Linked DNA regions of Homo sapiens: region 2 is linked to region 1. A link is an interaction called in ENCODE POLR2A ChIA-PET data of the cell type or tissue named here. Cell type or tissue: PC-9. All regions are shown on one strand. Links, peaks and the distances in the headings refer to the core of each region. The heading gives the core; the rest is flanking DNA.

What was found. ChIA-PET counts read pairs that join two places held together with the same protein. Peaks named below come from ENCODE experiments on the same cell type or tissue, not always from the same donor. Only the 100,000 strongest peaks of a DNase experiment are listed, where the experiment ranks them.
Region 2: POLR2A ChIA-PET joins it to region 1 with 8 read pairs; 13 of 35 experiments call an interaction of 5 or more read pairs at or near these places.

The regions. Positions count from the first base shown.
Region 1 is chr10:101,807,669-101,817,019 of GRCh38, reverse strand. It overlaps OGA (O-GlcNAcase), which reads left to right. Exons shown (of 16, transcript NM_012215.5): 2 at 3,414-3,465; 3 at 3,893-3,990; 4 at 6,706-6,836; 5 at 9,119-9,290. Among named protein-coding and RNA genes, the nearest start is that of OGA, 6.1 kb to the left of the region's middle. In PC-9, for the core only: no CTCF peak of the experiment used is centred there; no DNase peak of the experiment used is centred there; H3K4me3 peaks cover 2,015 bases; H3K27ac peaks cover 281 bases.
Region 2 is chr10:101,576,823-101,586,173 of GRCh38, reverse strand. It overlaps POLL (DNA polymerase lambda), which reads left to right. Exons shown (of 9, transcript NM_001174084.2): 3 at 18-312; 4 at 696-858; 5 at 1,255-1,572; 6 at 2,493-2,666; 7 at 3,283-3,411; 8 at 5,758-5,926; 9 at 6,357-7,292. The coding sequence ends at 6,721. Among named protein-coding and RNA genes, the nearest start is that of POLL, 6.8 kb to the left of the region's middle. In PC-9, for the core only: no CTCF peak of the experiment used is centred there; no DNase peak of the experiment used is centred there.

The DNA.
Region 1 (9,351 bases), core at 478-4,477:
CATTATTAGTCTTTCCGCAGTTACAGCATGTATTTGAATTTTCTGAAGTATTTTGGCCGATTCAGAGTTTCCTAGATGTCTGTTTTATATCTCTCTCGTATGTAATGGCGTGGATAAGGGTAAAAAATATATATATTTAAAAAACCAAAAAGGTATGGAAAAAGGATTGCTCTCGACGTTGAGAACATCAGCTTTTCTGTTTTTTTTCACCATATAAATTAGAGTATTCTTTCGAAAAATGGGTGGTGGTTATGGTACAGACCATAACAGGCTACTTTGCTGCTACAGTAAGGCATGAAAGAGTTCAGCGAAGTTAACTGTCTTGCAGAATTTGGGGGATTACAGAATGGAAAACTGCTATATAGTATTCATCAAAAATGATTGCATTGTGTGACTTATATCGTTGTATTTATTGGCTTGAGTGCAGGGAGATTTTAGAAAAAGAATCTGGTTTTTGTTATCAAAGATCTTGGAGTGGGGATGAGAGAGTGCTGGGAAATTTCGGAGCTAGACTGGAATGAGTCTAAGGAAACTTGCCAGTCCATTATACCTTCAGTTATAAAAGGAGAAAACTCATTTGGTTTAAATTCGTTTGTTTAGAATAGCATTAAAAGGCGATTCTTCCTATTTAAAGAACAGAGTTGTCTGCCATTCTCTCGTTTATTCCTCCTCCCTCCCGTGCCCTTGTATATTTTCTTAGTGACTGAGCACCTGAGCCAGCACTGATTTTTTGTGTGTTTTGTTGTTTTTGTTTTGGGAGACGGAGTCTCGCTCTGTCGCCCAGGCTGGAGTGCAGTGGCGTGATCGCGGCTCACTGCAACCTCCGCCTCCCGGGTTCGAGCAATTCTCCTCCCTCACCCTCCCAAGTAGCTGGGACTGCAGACACGGGCCCGGCTAATTTTTTGTATTTTAGTAGAAACGGGTTTCACCGTGTTGCCCAGGCAGGTTTCCACCTACGGAGCTCAGGCAGTCCGCCCGCCTCGGTCTTCCAAAGTGCTAAGATTACAGGCGTGAACTACCGCGCCTGGCTTTTTTTTTTTTTTTTTTTTTTTTTTTCTCTCTTTTTGATACCTCTTGGTTGGCACCAGCCGTAAAATGAATGAGCATAGAAATACTATAGTTACTGCTAGGATTTCTTTTTTGTTTTCTTTCCATCACAAAACTCTCTTGGTTTTTAACTTACATTAACAGCATTGCTTCCTCTTTGTGGTGCCAGTCAACCGAAACCATGAACCTGACTCTCAAAAGAGCCAAGGTAGGGTTTCTAAAGATTAAAATGTTTAATTAAGCTAGACATTTGAAAAGTCTTTTTTTATATTGGAGCAACTCTGAAAGGATGTTTAATGCCTACTCCTTAAAAAAAAAATGATAATGCTAAGTGCCGTAGGGATGCTAAAGACTTGTATAGGTCTGCCTGATCAAGAATATTTTATATTGGCCGGGCGCGGTGGCTCACGCCTGTAATCCCAGCACTTTGGGAGGCCGAGGCGGGCGGATCACGAGGTCAGGAGATCGATACTAGCCTGGCCAACATGGCGAAACCCTGTCTCTACTAAAAATAGAAAAAATTAGCCGGGCGTGGTGGCGGGCTCCTGTAATCCCAACTACTCGGGAGGCTGAGACAGGAGAATCGCTTGAACCCGGGAGTTGGAGGCGTAGATTGCATTGAGCCGAGATAGTGCCACTGCACTCCAGCCTGGGCGACAGAGTGAGATTCCGCCTGAGAAAAAAAAAAAAGAATATTTTGTATCACTTGTGAGAGGCTAACATTAGATTGTCCAGATGAAAGTGCTACAGTTATACATTGGTATGTAATGAATTTTAATTTGGTCTGTCATTGTCCTTTTTGTGGTGCAGAGGAGTCATTCTGCCTAGAGATTGGAGCTAAAATACATTGCAGAAATTTGTTTTAGACTAGTCTCTTATGTAGATTGTGTGGGTTTATGTAGAACATTTTGTGTTCAGAATGCTTTTATTAACCTTCTTCATGGTACTCTTGAGAGGCTGTCCTTATCTCTTACTGATGATTAGACTGAGACAAGTGGAAAGTAAAGGTTAGACAAGATGTAAAGTGTGTGGTTTGAGCTGTGATGAGCACACTAGGGAGTTCCAGATACCAGTTTGATGCTTATTCAACCATTTAGGTTATCGGTCTGCGAGTTTGTTTTCTGCAGTGTGTGCATAACTAGTGTTTTGTCCTCTTAGAGGATACTCTGGGGACATTCTTGAGTTTTCTTTGTTTATTCCTTTCCGTTTAAGGACCAGAAGTAATATTCTTGAATTTTCATTTGTTCAGATCTTTGCTCTGTAATTAAGATTGCGTGAGAGTTTGTTGTTTGGGCCAGTTAGGCTGTTGAATTTCTTGGGAATGTGGTTTCAGGCATTTTTTGGTCCCTTTGATTATATCATTGTATGTGGAACTTTTTTTGAGAGAGAGAGTTTTGCTCTGTCACCTAGGCTGGAATGCAATGGCGCGGATCTTGGCTCACCGCAGCCTCCGCCTCCTGGATTCAAGCAGTTCTCCTGCCCTAGCCTCCCAAGTAACTGGAATTCCAGTCCTGGCCAGGAACTTTTTTTAAAAAAGAGGAGCACGATCATAAAATTAAGTCAGATTCTTTCCTAATCCTATCTCTGATTTGTTTTTAATTGCTTTACCTGTTTATCTCCCCTCACCCTTTTGTTGTTGTTGTTTGAGATGGAGTCTTGCTCTGTAGCCCAGGCTGTAGTGCAGTGACGCAGTCTCGGCTCACTGCAAGTCCGTCTCCCAGGTTCAAGTGATTGTTGTTTCTCAGCCTCCCAAATAGCTGGGATTACAGGCATTTGCCACCATACCTGGCTAATTTTTGTATTTTTAGTAGAGACATGGTTTCACCATGTTGGCCAGGCTGGGTCTGGAACTCCTGACCTCAAGTGATCTACCTGCCTCAGCCTCCCAAAGTGCTGGGATTACAGGCGTGGGTCACCTCACCCGGCCTCCCCTCACCCTTTCTAAAGCAGTTTTACTATCATTCTAGGAAGTAATTGTTACTGTTGGCAGCTTGTATTACATTGCTGCCGTTCCCCATTATAAGATTGAGATCTCTTAAAAAATTGGAATTAAATATATTTGGACTTTATCAACAGTGGAAAGATGATAGATGTTTGTTTTAAAATAACTATCACCTAAGTAACTAATGTCATGGTAGAAAAAATAAAAAAAATTACCTAAGCAAAAATGGAATAAAAGTCACCTTGTAACGTCACCACCCAAAGATTAAAGGAACCTTAGTATTTTATTAAATATCCTTCCGATTTGGTGTATTTTATGCTTTTTACAAAATAGGATTGTATTATATGTTTTGTAACTTGCTTTTCTCAATAAAGCTTACCACATTTTAAAACTGAATATAATTTCATTCTTACTTTGAATCTAGGATTTTATGGAAGACCTTGGGTTATGGAACAGAGAAAAGAACTCTTTAGAAGGTAAATCTTCATTATATGAAGGAGAGAGGAGAACCTTAAACTCTTAACATTTTCTTTTGTTTGAAGAAATACTAACAGTGAATAGCCCAGGTGCATTTTGATGGTTTCTCAATTGCAGAAGTTATTTTACCTTGGTCCCTTTTTTCTTCACCTAGGCCTTTGATTTTCAAACTTTTCCTGGGGAGCTGAATAAGTTTTGGGCTTCACCTTACCCAGAGCTGTTGTGTTTTTTAAGAGTGTTTTGTATGTTGGCATACATTGTAATACTTAATTTTTTTAAATTCCACTGATTACAAAAAGGTTAAAAGCTACTGTCATAGAATATTAGCTTTGTATGAGATGGAGATGCTCCAAGAAGAGGGAAATGGAGATTGACAGCCTATGAATGTTGCCTGTTTATACATATGTAATTTTCTTTCTCCTTAAGGCTCCAGAAATGGGAATTAAATACATACTTGTATGCCCCAAAAGATGACTACAAACATAGGATGTTTTGGCGAGAGATGTATTCAGTGGAGGAAGCTGGTAATCTTTTTCTTTTTATCCATAAATTCAAAATCTGTGAAGAAAACGGTTATATTTTAAATGTAGTTGTACAAGAATTTTATGACATTTTATTTTTATTTTGTAGGTAGTTTCCTTTTCTTCTATCTGGTAACTATTCAGTTAGCTGAGATTGAAAGAGTGCTCTGCGCTAGCAAGGTCATGACCATATGTGTGATATCATGGGCGTGCTAGGCTGACTCCATCTGTTCTGTGGTCATAGATTGTGCTGCTTACTTCTGCCAGTGGATTAAACAGTGGGCCACTGGGCAAAGAAGTGCTGGAGCTGGGCTAGGCCCAGGGCAAGGCAAGTGAGGCACGTACCTTGGGTGCAAATTTTAAGGGACCCCCAAAAAGTAATCAACATAAATAATATTTTATGCAATTTTTTTAAAAAACCAAAATTAATGCAGAAATTCATGATGTACACAATGCTAAAATTTTAGGTAAAGACAGGATCAGCACTACTGATTGTTCCTTTTGCTTCAGGCTCTAGTATGGCTTGGCCTTGTCAGCAGTTACTGGTCCTTAAACCCTAGTCCAGGAAAGTGGGAAGCCATTAATAGGCTGTCTTTGGGTTTTGTTTTGTTTTGTTTTGTTTTTTGAGACAGAGTCTTGCTCTGTCCCCCAGGCTGGAGTGCAGTGGTGCGATCTCGGCTAACTGCAAACCTCGCCCTCCCGAGTTCAAGAGATTCTGCTGCCTCAGCCTCCCAAAGTGCTGGGATTACAGGCTTGAGCTCCTGTGCCCGGCCGGCCTGCTATGGGTATACTTAACGTTGAGTTGGTTACATAAAATTGATAAAAAGTAGTATAGCATTGAACCGCCAAATTAGAGAGGTGCTTTTCTTTGGGAACTTGTAAATGGTGAAACATTTTTGTACTTGAAATTAAATGGTATACGCATATAGCTAACAAGATATTTGGTTACAGAGCCCAGCCAAGGCACAGAAGGCTGAAAGTTTTCTTGAATTACAAAGAAGCAATTACAGCTTACCCCATCTCCATCTAGTGTTGTGGTTTACTACTCTATTTAAGTGTGCCTTCAACTTAATTACTTTCTGGTGGTGCTGGTAATGAAACTTAATGTGATCAATAATCAAAATAGAGTAAAAATGACTATCTTGAGATACTACTGAAAATTATTCAAAAATATGTCTTATAGTATATACTAGTAGTAGTTAAGTTGATTTAGGAAAATTGTCAATTGATAATTTTAAAAGGTTAAAATCTATAATTAATGTTTTTCCCATAGATAGAAACAGGTCAAGATTGTTAAGGCCATGACTTAACTCTGGTTCTTTTTCTTTTTCTTTTTTTGGAGACAGCGTTTGTCACTTTGTTACCCAGGCTGGAGTGCAGTGACTCACTGCAATTTTGATCTCCCCGGCTCAAGCAATCCTCCCGCCTCAGTCCCCCAAGTAGCTGGGACTACAAGCGCGGGTCACCACACCCAGCTAATTTTTGTATATTTTGTAGAGAGAGGGGTTTGCCATGTTGCCTGTGCTGGTCTCAAACTCCTGAACTCAAGCAGTCAACTTGCCGTGGCCTCTCAAAGTGCTGGGATTACAGGTGTGATTCATTTTTTTTTTTTTTTTTTTTTTTTTTCATTTTTTTTCATTTTTTGAGATGGAGTCTTGCTGTGTCGTCCAGACTGGGGTGCAGTGGTGCGATCTTGGCTCACTGCAACCTCTGCCTCCAGGGTTCAAGCAATTCTCCTGCCTCAGCCTCCCTAGTAGTTGGGATTACAAGTATGCGCCACCACGCCTGGCTAATTTTTGTATTTTTAGTAGAGATGGGGTTTCACAATGTTGACCAGGCTGGTCTCAAACTCCTGACCTCAGGCAGTCCTCCTGCCTGGCCTCCCAAAGTCCTGGGGTTACAGGCATGAGCCATTGGGCCTGGCCTACCCTGATTCTTAAGAAAGCATTTTCTTTCTTTCATATTATAAAGTAGTTATGTGTAGGTTTATTTAGTTAGGAATTCCAGCTGTTCAGAGATGGCAAAACAAAAAAAAAAAGCAAGATCCAGTACCATGGCTCATGCCTGCAATCCCAACACTGTAAGAGGCTAAGGCAGGCGGATCACTTGAGGCCAGGAGTTCGAGACCAGCCTGGGCAATATGGCAAAACCCTCATCTCTACTAAACAAAAATTAGCCGGGTATGCCTGTAATCCCACCTACTCAGGAGGTGGAGGTTGCAGTGAGTCAGGATCGTGCCACTGCACTCCAGCCTTGGGCAACAGAGCAAGGCTCTCAAAATAAAAAAGCAGCGGCTGCATTTTATGCCTTTCAAATGCTGCAGGAAATAGAAATGGCTTAAGTTCAGTAAGAGAATTGACAATTCAGTGTTTTTGAGAAGTGGCAATGAAAGGGAGGAAAATGTTTATTGATTTTAGCCTGTTTCCCCAAAAGGATAAGAAACTATTTGGAAGTGAAAAAGAAGGGCCTCTTATTTTCTGTTGGTTCAGATTTCAAAGGTGTGAAAACTATTCTTTTTCCCTTACTGTGACATTAAATCACTTCAGGCTTGTACCATTTTGTATGGCCTGTTGTTAAGTTGGACATGACAATTTGTAAAATGTGAGGATCTTTTCCTTTCTTGTAAGTTAGAAGAAATAACCTCTTCAGTTAAACCTTCAGTGAAGGTTCTTTTAGTTTTCTGTTCTGCTTTCTAAAAACATAGACTCTGTTCTTTAGAGCAACTTATGACTCTCATCTCTGCTGCACGAGAATATGAGATAGAGTTCATCTATGCGATCTCACCTGGATTGGATATCACTTTTTCTAACCCCAAGGAAGTATCCACATTGAAACGTAAATTGGACCAGGTAACTCCTTACTTTTTATTCATTTTTCCTGACTATGTACTTGAAACTAGAAGTTTACTCAGTTGCTTTTACGATGTTAAAAGGAAATCAAATTCCTATTTCTTTGTTTTCTTTTTTTGTTTGTTTGTTTTGTTTTTTGAGACAGAGTCTTGCTCTGTCGCCCAGACTGGAGTGCAGTGGCACAATCTCGGCTCACTGCAACCTCCTCCGCCTCCCGGGTTCAAGTGATTCTCCTGCCTCAGCTTCCCGAGTAGCTGGGACTATAGGTGCGTGCCATCATGCCTGGCTAATTTTTGTATTTTTAGTAGAGACAGGGCCTTCACCATGCCAGCCAGGCTGGTCTCGAACTGCTCACCTCATGATCTTCCCAAAGTGCTGGGATTACAGGTGTGAGTCACCATGCCTGGTTTTTTATTTCTTTGTTTCTATAAGAATTTTTTTTACTTTGAATGCTTTTTTTTTCTTTTTTTTTTTTTTTGAGACAGAGTCTTGCCCTGTTGCCTGGAGTGCAGTGGCCCAATCTCGGCTCACTGCAACCTCCACCTCCCAAGTTCAAGCGATTCTCATGCCTCAGCCTCCTGAGTAGCTGTTACAGGCACACCACCATGCCTGGCTAATTTTTATATTTTTAGTAGAGACAGGGTTTTGCCACGTTGGCCAGGCTGGTCTCGAACTCCTGACTTTAGGTGATTCACCCACTTCAGCCTCCCAGAGTGCCGGGATTACAGTCGTGCGCCAGTGCACCCAGCCTTGAATCCTTCTGATAGAGGAATATTTTCCAAATTAAGTAAAAAGAGCTTTACTGGAGGTACTAGTTCTTCTCAAATTTCAGTTTGCATAAGAACTGCCTTAAAAGAATGATTAGAAGTGAAGCTTGGAAGAATGCTGACTGCTGGACTTTATTTCCCAAATGGATAAGGTGGGGACCGGGAATCTAGGTGATTGGTGGTCAAGAACCACATTTTGAGAAATTATATATACCCTAGGCTGCTTGGCTTGAATTTACACCTGAGATTACAGAAACAGGGTTTTACCTATTAGACATTAGTTTCTTCAATTATATGGACGAAGAGATGTCTGGAAATGGCTAGTTTCCCAAGATGAGAAGAAAAACAGACTAGGTGAACCTAATTGAGTGTAAAGTCTGCTTAATGTAAAAGCTGCAGACTTCCTTTGGTCCAATGTAGGGGGCTTCCATTTTCCTTTTTTTTTTTGAAACTGAGTCTTGCTCTGTCGCCCAGGCTGGAGTGCAGTGGCGCGATCTCAGCTCATTGCAACCTCTACCTCCTGGGTTCAAGCAATTCTCTGGCCTCAGCCTCCTGAGTAACGGGGATTACAGGCATGTGCTACCACACCTGGCTAATTTTTTTGTATTTTTAGTAGAGATGGGGTTTCACCATGTTTGCCAGGCTGGTCTCGAACTCCTAACCTCATGGTTTGCCCGCCTCGGCCTCCCAAAGTGCTGGGATTACAAGTGTGAGCCACTGCGCCCGGCCCCATTTTTCTGTTATTTTAGTTTGCTGGTTTTTCTATATACATGTCTTATTTCTTTAGGCAAAGATTTATATGGGTGGCATTAAAATGTCTGGTAAAAAATTTAAGGCAGTTGAAATTTTCATGAATGAAGTTATTTTACTATTTGATAAAATTCTATTCTTTCTGATTCATACCTGGTTAGGTTTATCTGCAAAGGGATCAGTGTGCCTTTTGGGACTAGGACACAGCCTGGCTTTTTCATGTCTTAAGGTTACTTACTCATGTTTCTGTATTTTTCTGACTTTGTTGGGTCTTCTACAATCAGCAGCAGCCCATGAGGACTAGGAGGCTAGGCCACTTTGTTGGATCATATTGTCATATAAGTTGAGTATCCCTAATTCAGAAATCTGAAATGTTCCAAAATATGAAACTCTTTGAGCTCCATAAAATTCAAAGGAAATGCTCATTGGAGCATTTCAGATTTTGGATTTTCAGGTTAGGGATGCTGAATATAATACAGATATTCCAAAATCCAGGAAAAAACAAAAATGAAAATCCAAAACATTTTTGGTCCCAAGCATTTCAGATAAGGAATACTCAGCCTGTAGTGCATTCAAACCCAAATGAGAAATGGGTCCCAAAACTGTTTAACTTACGATTTTTTAATTGAAAATGTAAAAACAATAAATCTGTCTTTGAACATTCTAGTAAGGAAAATACTGGATTTTAAGTATAACTGTTAACGCTGTAATGTTTGGAATTCTTAATTTTTTTACTCTTGATTCTTTTTTTTTTTTTTCTCCTAGGTTTCTCAGTTTGGGTGCAGATCATTTGCTTTGCTTTTTGATGATATAGACCATAATATGTGTGCAGCAGACAAAGAGGTATTCAGTTCTTTTGCTCATGCCCAAGTCTCCATCACAAATGAAATCTATCAGTACCTAGGAGAGCCAGAAACTTTCCTCTTCTGTCCCACAGGTATTGTATATAATGGCTTTACATTTAACTAGTCTTCTTGGAATATATAACTTATAAAGGA
Region 2 (9,351 bases), core at 3,205-7,204, 230 kb after region 1:
GGATGTTCCTTCCACAGAGTGGCTGAGCTCCCTTCGGGCCCATGTTGTGCGCACTGGCATTGGACGAGCCCGGGCAGAACTCTTTGAGAAGCAGATTGTTCAGCATGGCGGCCAGCTATGCCCTGCCCAGGGCCCAGGTGTCACTCACATTGTGGTGGATGAAGGCATGGACTATGAGCGAGCCCTCCGCCTTCTCAGACTACCCCAGCTGCCCCCGGGTGCTCAGCTGGTGAAGTCAGCCTGGCTGAGCTTGTGCCTTCAGGAGAGGAGGCTGGTGGATGTAGCTGGATTCAGCATCTTCATCCCCAGTAGGTGGGCTGATCCCAGTCTTTTTTTCAAATGTTTTCTAGTAGCATCTTGAGCTCTTTTCTTGAATTATTAAAAATAACTATCATTAATTAAAAAATTAGCCAGGCATGGTGGGGTGTGCCTGTAGTCCCAGCTATAAGAGGTTTAGGTGGGAGGATTGATTGAGCCAGGGAGGTTAAGGCTGCAGTGAGCCTTGATCGTACCACTGTACTCCAGCCTGGGTGACAGAGCAAGACCCTGTCTCAAGAGAAACTCCAAAAACCTCAAAAAACTCGTTTTCTTAATTGGACACACTGGGAAACCAAGTATTTCAGAGTACAGAAGGACTGGGGACAGATACAGGGTGAGACCTTTGGTGTCTTAACCTCCCATCACCATCCCCACAGGTACTTGGACCATCCACAGCCCAGCAAGGCAGAGCAGGATGCTTCTATTCCTCCTGGCACCCATGAGGCCCTGCTTCAGACAGCCCTTTCTCCTCCTCCTCCTCCCACCAGGCCTGTGTCTCCTCCCCAAAAGGCAAAAGAGGCACCAAACACCCAAGCCCAGGTCAGGAGCCTCCCATCCCTCAGAACTCCCTTCCCCTAGGAAGCAGATCACAGAAATGGGGTGGGCCTGGTGGCTGTTCAGAAAGTCCCAGGCCCCTGAGAGAGGAGGGCTCTATTGTGAAGCCATTTAGCTCTTCCCAACACTCATCACTGCTGCATTTATCTAGGCCATATCTAACACATACCACTGGGGATCCTAGGGCTAGGCACTGCGTGGAGCCAAAGGGAACGTGGCCTCACACCCAAGGAGATCCAAGTCTGATGCAGAAGGCCCCGCCTCATTCTTAGGTCTGACTAGAAGACCCTCCCCCCGCACAAAGAAGATGACCCCCACCTTTAAGGATCCCTTCTCTTGGAGAACAAGAATTTATTGTTTTCTTTTCTTCTCTATCCCAAGCCCATCTCTGATGATGAAGCCAGTGATGGGGAAGAAACCCAGGTTAGTGCAGCTGATCTGGAAGCCCTCATCAGTGGCCACTACCCCACCTCCCTTGAGGGAGATTGTGAGCCTAGCCCAGCCCCTGCTGTCCTGGATAAGTGGGTCTGTGCACAGCCCTCAAGCCAGAAGGCGACCAATCACAACCTCCATATCACAGAGAAGCTGGAAGTTCTGGCCAAAGCCTACAGTGTTCAGGGAGACAAGTGGAGGGCCCTGGGCTATGCCAAGGCCATCAATGCCCTCAAGAGCTTCCATAAGCCTGTCACCTCGTACCAGGTACCCAGGGGCTAGAGTGGGAGGAGGGGTCTTTACTGGCCAGTGGTTAGTAACCCCAGTGGGGTTCAGGTACAGTGGTGAAGATTTTATGGGGTCTAGGACTTGCACAAAAGAAAAAAAAGGAAAATTGATGAAAGCAGATTGGCAAAATCTTGATAGTTGTTGAAGCTGGGAGATGTACGATACTTGGGGGTTATATGGATCTCTCTACTTTTGAATTTTTTAACATAATTAAAAGTTTTTTATTTTTAATTTTGTTTATTTATTTATTTATTCATTTATTTAGCAGAGATGGTGTTTTGCCGTGTTACCCAGGCTGGTCTTGAACTCCTGGGCTCAAGCAATCTACCCTCGGCTCAGCCCTGCAAAGTGCTGGGATTACAGCCATGAGCCCTTGTGTCCCGCCTAAAAAGTTGTTTAAAAGAAGTTTGGACTCTGAAGCCTAACAGACCAGGGTTTGAACTCTGGTTCCTGTCATTCACTAACTGTGTGACTCCAGACAAGTTACTTAAACTCTCAAAGCATCAGTTTTCTCATTAGTAAAAAGGGGCTACTATTAAATGAAATGGTCCCTGTAGCACAGGACCTGACATAGAGTAAGCCCTCAGTAAATGTTAGCTCTTGCTGTTGGAATGATGATGATGGTGGTGGTGGTGGTGGTGACTAATATCATCATTATTTTCTACTTCTTACTGCTGGTCTCCATCCTTCTGGGAACCAAAAGACAAATTACCCAGCCCTCATTCTATCCAAAATTCTCATCTTCAACTACACCCAAGCTTTACACAGCCACACAGTTGCCAAGCAGCCAGGCTGGCTTTTATGTCAGCATCTGCTAGAGGAGTCAGCTTCCTTTCCACTGGCTCTACCTCTTCCATCTCCTCACTCTTCTTTCTTGCCTCTGCCTCCTCCTCCTCTAGGAGGCCTGCAGTATCCCTGGGATTGGGAAGCGGATGGCTGAGAAAATCATAGAGATCCTGGAGAGCGGGCATTTGCGGAAGCTGGACCATATCAGTGAGAGCGTGCCTGTCTTGGAGCTCTTCTCCAACATCTGGGGAGCTGGGACCAAGACTGCCCAGATGTGGTACCAACAGGTCACACCCTGGCTCAGCCCCTACTTCAGTTTTGCTGTGTCTCAGAGTTCCTGCCCCAGATGTGTGCTGTGCTCTGCCCCAGATCCCTATGCTGTGCTCTGATGGGAATGCACCCACAGTATAGGGAGACCATTTTTCAAGCGGACCAGGACTCATATAGACCCCTCAGCTCCCAGAACAGCCTTGTTGCTTGGTATCCTTAAGAAGGAGTAGACAGGGACAAGAAGTATGTTTCTCAGTCTCCCCAGACCAGCAAGGGCCTTCCTGAGGAGGCCAGGCCTTGACACTGCGTGTCTAGAGCAGTGGTTCCCAATCCTGGCTCTGCCCACAATCACCAGGGCAGCTTGGTAAGGATGAAGATGACAAGGTCCATCCTCAGACTGATGGAATCATGAACGAGCATCTTAGGATAGTGGCAGGGCTGGATGATGGCATGTTTCCCATGCTCCCTGCCTTTCCCAAGTCCTGCTGAGTACAGACCCAACTGCCCCTAGGTTGGTCCTGCCTCTAGCCTTCCCTAGAGTCTGGGGCGATGGAAGCCTTGTGTGTGTGCTCACTCATGCCTCTTCATTGGTCCTGGATCCTTACAGCTTCCCATCTGGCTGCTTTTTTCCAGGGCTTCCGAAGTCTGGAAGACATCCGCAGCCAGGCCTCCCTGACAACCCAGCAGGCCATCGGCCTGAAGCATTACAGTGACTTCCTGGAACGTATGCCCAGGGAGGAGGCTACAGAGATTGAGCAGACAGTAAGCAGGTGTCCCAGAGCAGTGAGGACAGCCAGGTCCTGCTGTAAGGTCTTGGGTCAAAGCCAAGAACCCCCAACTCCTCAGCTGGGGAGGACAGCAGGCAGAGGAAACTGTGGATCACCAGAGGTTGAGCACAGAGCAAGTTAAGACTGAAGCTCCAGGCCCAGAGGTGGGGGTGGGGAGCTTTGGGAGGAAAGAGCTGTAACACCAGCCCTCTAGATTCTGGTTCTCAGTAGTCAGGCCTATTAGGATTGGATTCAATTCTAGACTGATTGGTGTTAGGATTGGGTTAATGTTAGGGTTAGATTACAGGTGAATTATATCTGTACTGAGGTTAGGGTGGGTCAGGGCAGAGGGTTTTAATATTTTATTTTATCTTTTTTTTTTATTTCACCAACTTCTTTGAGAACCTGATGAAAACTGTGGACTGTTTTCTCCCCAAAATGCACAAATGTGCAAAGGTTTATGTCTTTTTCCAGATGTATGGACCTTCTAAAGCCCACGCAAGGCTGGCTCAGGATTTGGGGTAGAGTTGGTGTAAAAGCACAGTGTCAGTAGGATTTGGTTTGGGGCTGGAAGAAAGCTCCATCAAGATGGAGTTAAGACCAGGCACAGTGGCTTATGCCTTTAATCCCAGCACATTGGGAGAACAGGGTGGACAGATCATCTGAGCTCAGGAGCTCGAGACCAGCCTGGCCAACGTGGTGAAACCCTGTCTCTATAAAACATACAAAAATTTCCAGCCTGGCAAACATGGCGAAACCCCGTCTCTACTAAAAATACAAAAAAGTTAGGCGGGTGCCGTGGCTCATGCCTATAATCCCAGTTTCTTGGGAGGCTGAGGTGGGAGATTTGCTTGAACCTGGGAGGCGGAGGTTGCAGCGAGCCAAGATTGTGCCACTGCACTCTAGCCTGGGCAACAGAGCAAGACTCTGTCTGAAAAAAAAAAAAAGATTGAGTTAAAGTTAGGCTTTAATTAGGCGTAGGATTTTCTTAATGTTGGTTGCTTTTAAGTTAAGATTTGTAGTTGTCCAAGAAATAAGATTTGGGTTTGGTTTAGAGTTGGGTTAGCGATTAGGTTCATGTAAAAGCTAGATTAGAGAGACACTGGACTGCATTTAGGGCTAGATGTATCATTTGTTCAATGGGCATTAGGATTAGGAGCTGCTTGTAATAGGCAAGTTTTGCTCACTTTGGTCAGGGATTCTGATAGAGTGGGATCCCATGGAGACTGGCCTAGTTTGATTGAAATCAGCCCCCAGCTCCATTCCAGGCCACAAGGCTATGAGGCCGGTATGAGATGGATGGACAGGCCTCTTTGTCTGCCCATCACCAGGCCTTGGTGCTAGTGATGACACCGTCACTCAGCCATGGTGTCCGGGCATGGAGAATGCCTCAGTCAGTACCCAGCCCATTGGAACAAAAGAGGCTTCCCACCTGGCCTCCTGTGCCCCCATTTAAGGGCTCCAGCCATAGGAGTTTTGATGGGATTACTCACGTGGACCTCCTCCTTCCATTCTCTTGGGAGGCTCAAGAAGGGAGTAAGGGGATTAGCGGAGCCCTCCTGTCAGGATACTTGAGGTGTCCGGGGCCCCAGAATTTTCAGTGTCCTGGGGTGGAGGCAGGAGGCCATCTGCATATGAAAGAACCTCAGTGTCTCAGGGGTGGAGGCTAATGGGTTTATTTTTCCTCAGAGGGACAATCCTTCAGCTGGCAGTTGCTGTCTCAGCTCCCTCCCCACCAAGAAAGGATGTGGGTGTTGGCTCAGAACTGCCCCCTCTTTGCTTTCTTTCCTCTCCTTTCCCACAGGTGCAGCTGTATTTCTGTGCTCCACTTTCTCCTGGGCCTGGGCCTGGCGCATGCTGCCAGCCACCTGCTCAGTCCTCAAACCCCAGCTCACATATTCCAAACCTTTAGCTCCAAATCAGTAGATATCTGGGGCTGCCTAGACCTGGCTGAGGGCTTTCAGCACCTGGCCCCTTGTCCTAAGTGGAGTTTCACAGACCTGGGCACGTGGGCTGGGGCAGGGGCAGAGAGAGTCTGTGTCTCCCTACTCTTAAAGAGCTCCACAGGGCAAGCTCAGTGCCCACTCTCAGAAGCAGAGCCGGCACCTTCTCCCGTCTCTCCTCAGGCTTGCCTCCTGCACAGTGAGCTTTTTCTTCTCTCCTGTCCTAGCGAAGGGAAAGAACAGCAGCTCCTCAGGGTGGATTCCCCTGGGCTTGCAGCAGGCATCTGGAATGGGCATAAGCTGAGGGTGTGGGCCCGAGTCTGGGAAGGCCCTTGTACTGCTGTGGGAGAGGAGCTCCCCACGCACAGCCCCTCACCTGTCACCGCTCTCTTTCCCAGGTCCAGAAAGCAGCCCAGGCCTTTAACTCTGGGCTGCTGTGTGTGGCATGTGGTTCATACCGACGGGGAAAGGCGACCTGTGGTGATGTCGACGTGCTCATCACTCACCCAGATGGCCGGTCCCACCGGGGTATCTTCAGCCGCCTCCTTGACAGTCTTCGGCAGGAAGGTATAAGCTCCATCTCTGGGTGAGCAGGTTGACAGAGGGCAGCACAGGTCTGGGGGCCCCCTCAGAGGGAGAACCTCAGAAGTTCCAGTCCTGAGGCAGGAAGCAGGGGAACAGTGCTTTGCCAGCATCCCATCTCTCTATCGGGGCCGGAATCCTCTCCAGGGAGAGATGGAACAGCCCCGCCACACCTATGTGGAGGTGCTCAGTGAACCCTGCAGGCCAAGTATCTCATCTGATCTTTCTGTGACACTATGGGGGAGATGGGAATTACTATCCATGTTTTACAGAAAAGGAGAAGGGCCCAGAGAGGGTAGTGTCACCCAGCTAATACCTGGGCAAGCCCCAGCTTAGACATCAGGAGAGACCTGGGAGGATGGGACAGCCCAGGCCTGGTTCCCTGCCCTCCCAGCAGTCCCCTCTGTTGGGCCAGGGTTCCTCACAGATGACTTGGTGAGCCAAGAGGAGAATGGTCAGCAACAGAAGTACTTGGGGGTGTGCCGGCTCCCAGGGCCAGGGCGGCGGCACCGGCGCCTGGACATCATCGTGGTGCCCTATAGCGAGTTTGCCTGTGCCCTGCTCTACTTCACCGGCTCTGCACACTTCAACCGCTCCATGCGAGCCCTGGCCAAAACCAAGGGCATGAGTCTGTCAGAACATGCCCTCAGCACTGCTGTGGTCCGGAACACCCATGGCTGCAAGGTGGGGCCTGGCCGAGTGCTGCCCACTCCCACTGAGAAGGATGTCTTCAGGCTCTTAGGCCTCCCCTACCGAGAACCTGCTGAGCGGGACTGGTGACCCATGGCTGGGGGTGCTGAGGAGAGCCGAGTTGGACTGGCTACCCCTCCTGGCCACCCAGTACTCCCTCCAGCCTCAGCTGGCTGAACCTCGCCGCTCCAACCACCAGCTTCCTCAGCGAGCAGGGCCCAGGGCTCTGGGCCTGAAGCAAGAGCCAGCCCGGCTCCCAGTGTCTGCCCGGCTCCCAGTGTCTGCCCAGCCCTCTCCCAGACAGGAGCAGGCTGCCACCCCTTCTACCTCACCACTGCCCCTCGAAGAATTTTGCAAATGGCCCCTTGCCCCATTTTAAGCAGGAGCAGGTGGCTGGTTTGAAGCCCCAGGTATCCCCCTTCCCTGCTATGGGAAAGGCCAAGCTGCTGGGTGGGGACAGAAGCTGCAGGGGAGAGGGAAGCAGCCGTGCTGTCAACATCATCCGGCACCCTCTGGGGTAGGAGAACAGCCATTCCACATGTGTTCCCTCTATCCGTCCTGCTTCCTGGGCAGCTGGTGGTGCTGGGAATGGGGTGCCCCAGCCTTGGTGAGGACAGTGTTGGGAGGCCCAGGGGCCCAGTAAAGTGCATTTGACATTGAACCTGCCTGGTGTCTGAGCTGCTGCAGCCTCTGGCTACCTTGTTCCACCCAGGCAGGGACGACAGAGATGGGAACTGAAAAGAGGAGCCCAGAAAGGCTGTGTTAACTGCCCTCCAGACAGGACTGGCCTGAGTCAGCTCCTAAACTCACAGCAAGGACAGCAGTGGCTGTGACCAGGGAGAATGTTGGAGCCAGGCACCCAGAGCTCCTATCTAGTCATCAGCATCTTCTGCAGGCCCTACCTTAGACCAGGCTATCAGGGGACATGAGCAAAAGTGACAAGACTCAGGAAACCATTAGGAACAACTAAATGGTGACCGTGTACACAGGGATGGGCGGCCAGGGAAGGCTTCCCGGAGGAGGAGAGAGGCAGACTGGCAGGGAAATTGCCTCTGAGAGGAGTCAGCAGGCTCTGTTTGGGGACAATTAAGGAACAGCTTTAGAGAGGACACTGTGTGCTGGGAGTCAGGAGCAGGCTGGGCTGGCAGAGGACTGGAAGCAGAGCTTGGTTTGATAGAGCAGACAGGAGCAGGTCCCGCTGGGGAGTGCGGGATGTCTTCCTGAGGCTGTTTCACAGGGCAGGGAGACTTGGTGGGGGAGTGGGGTCATGGAAGGAGCTTCAGGCAGCCCAAGTATGAGGAGGAGTGGGCACAGAGTCAGAAGGAGACTGTATTGGAGGAGGAGCCTGGAGAGGCCCCATGCTGGGAGTTGGGTGGTGACGCGTGAGGGCAGCTTTGGCTCCACAGGGGGATCCCACCTTGAGTGTGCTGGGTGGGCTACATTTCTGTTGGTAACTTGCAGAGTCCCGGAGCCAGCCTTTGTCTGCCTGGTCTCGATCATGGGATCCTAGCAGCCTGGGAGTAGGCCCCCCAACTCAAGCTCATACCCCTGAAGTGTAAGTCAGGGGGTCTTCCCAGCACTGATCATGTTGGGAAAGGAATCAGAAGCCCACAGGACCTGGAGGGCCCTTTCGCAGCTCAGCACCAACCCAAGAGATGGCCAATCAAAAGCCCAGAAGCCTTCTAGAGGGGCGAGCCTCTCCCCTGAGAGTGTCTACTGCCAGGGACACATGGCTGCCAAGAGCCACAGTGGGGGCCTGGGTAGATAGGAGAGGGGCTGGGGAAAGCCTGGGCCCCCGGGTGTGAAGGCTTGCTTTTGGTCCCACTCTGGACTGGTCCCTCAGTGCCTGCTGCTGTCCCCAGCAAGAGTTGGAGTCAGCAGAAGTCCAAAGATGCGTGTCTGGGTCCAAATGTGGAAGTTGCTTCTCTCCTTTTGCCGCAGCCTGCTCCAGGCCCAAGGAACAGGACCTCCAGGGCTGGGGGTGGAGGGAACCAGTGTGCAGCAGGCCATAGAGTAGCTCGCCCAAGTTTTCCTACACACAGGGAGGTCCCAGAACTGCAGGGAGGGATGCCGCTTACTTCTTTGTCTGAAATCAGGGTCTGACCTCCATTCTTGACATCCCTCCCCATCTGCCTTAACTCCTTCCCCCAGGAGACTCAGAATTCAGAGACTGCCTTGAAACCATGCAGACTCTTGGTCCCACCTCCTGGCCAGGGCAACACAAAGTCGTGGGATAAAGAGGGAGCATGCCCCACCTCCAGTGACCCATCTGGGTGTCCCTTCAGCTGCCCAGTCTGACACAGAAGCCCAGGAGAAGAGCCACTGAGGCAGAGGAGCTAATGGAGGGATTTCTGAGTCTTGAGAAAGGCTGCCCAGTTTGGAGGTAAAATGAGGTGAAATGAGGTTCTCTGAGTCCAAGTAAGCAAGGAATATGAATATTGGGGGTTCCCAGGCACTTTAGCGCTGAACCAGGTTCTCGAACAGGCTTTCAGCCCAGTCTCCCATTCATCCTGAATGGAGAGAGACTCCATTTCAGGGCCCTGGTGGTAACTGGGGTCCTGTCCAGCAGCTGAGCACCCCGCACACCTACCACCCAGTCACCACCTGGCCTGGAGTAGGCAGAGAGACCCCACAAGCCTGCTCCCTGCTCCAGCCCAGTTCTTCATCACTCTGTCCCTGAGCCAGGGTTGTCCTTGGACAGGCCACGTGTGGCAGGCAGA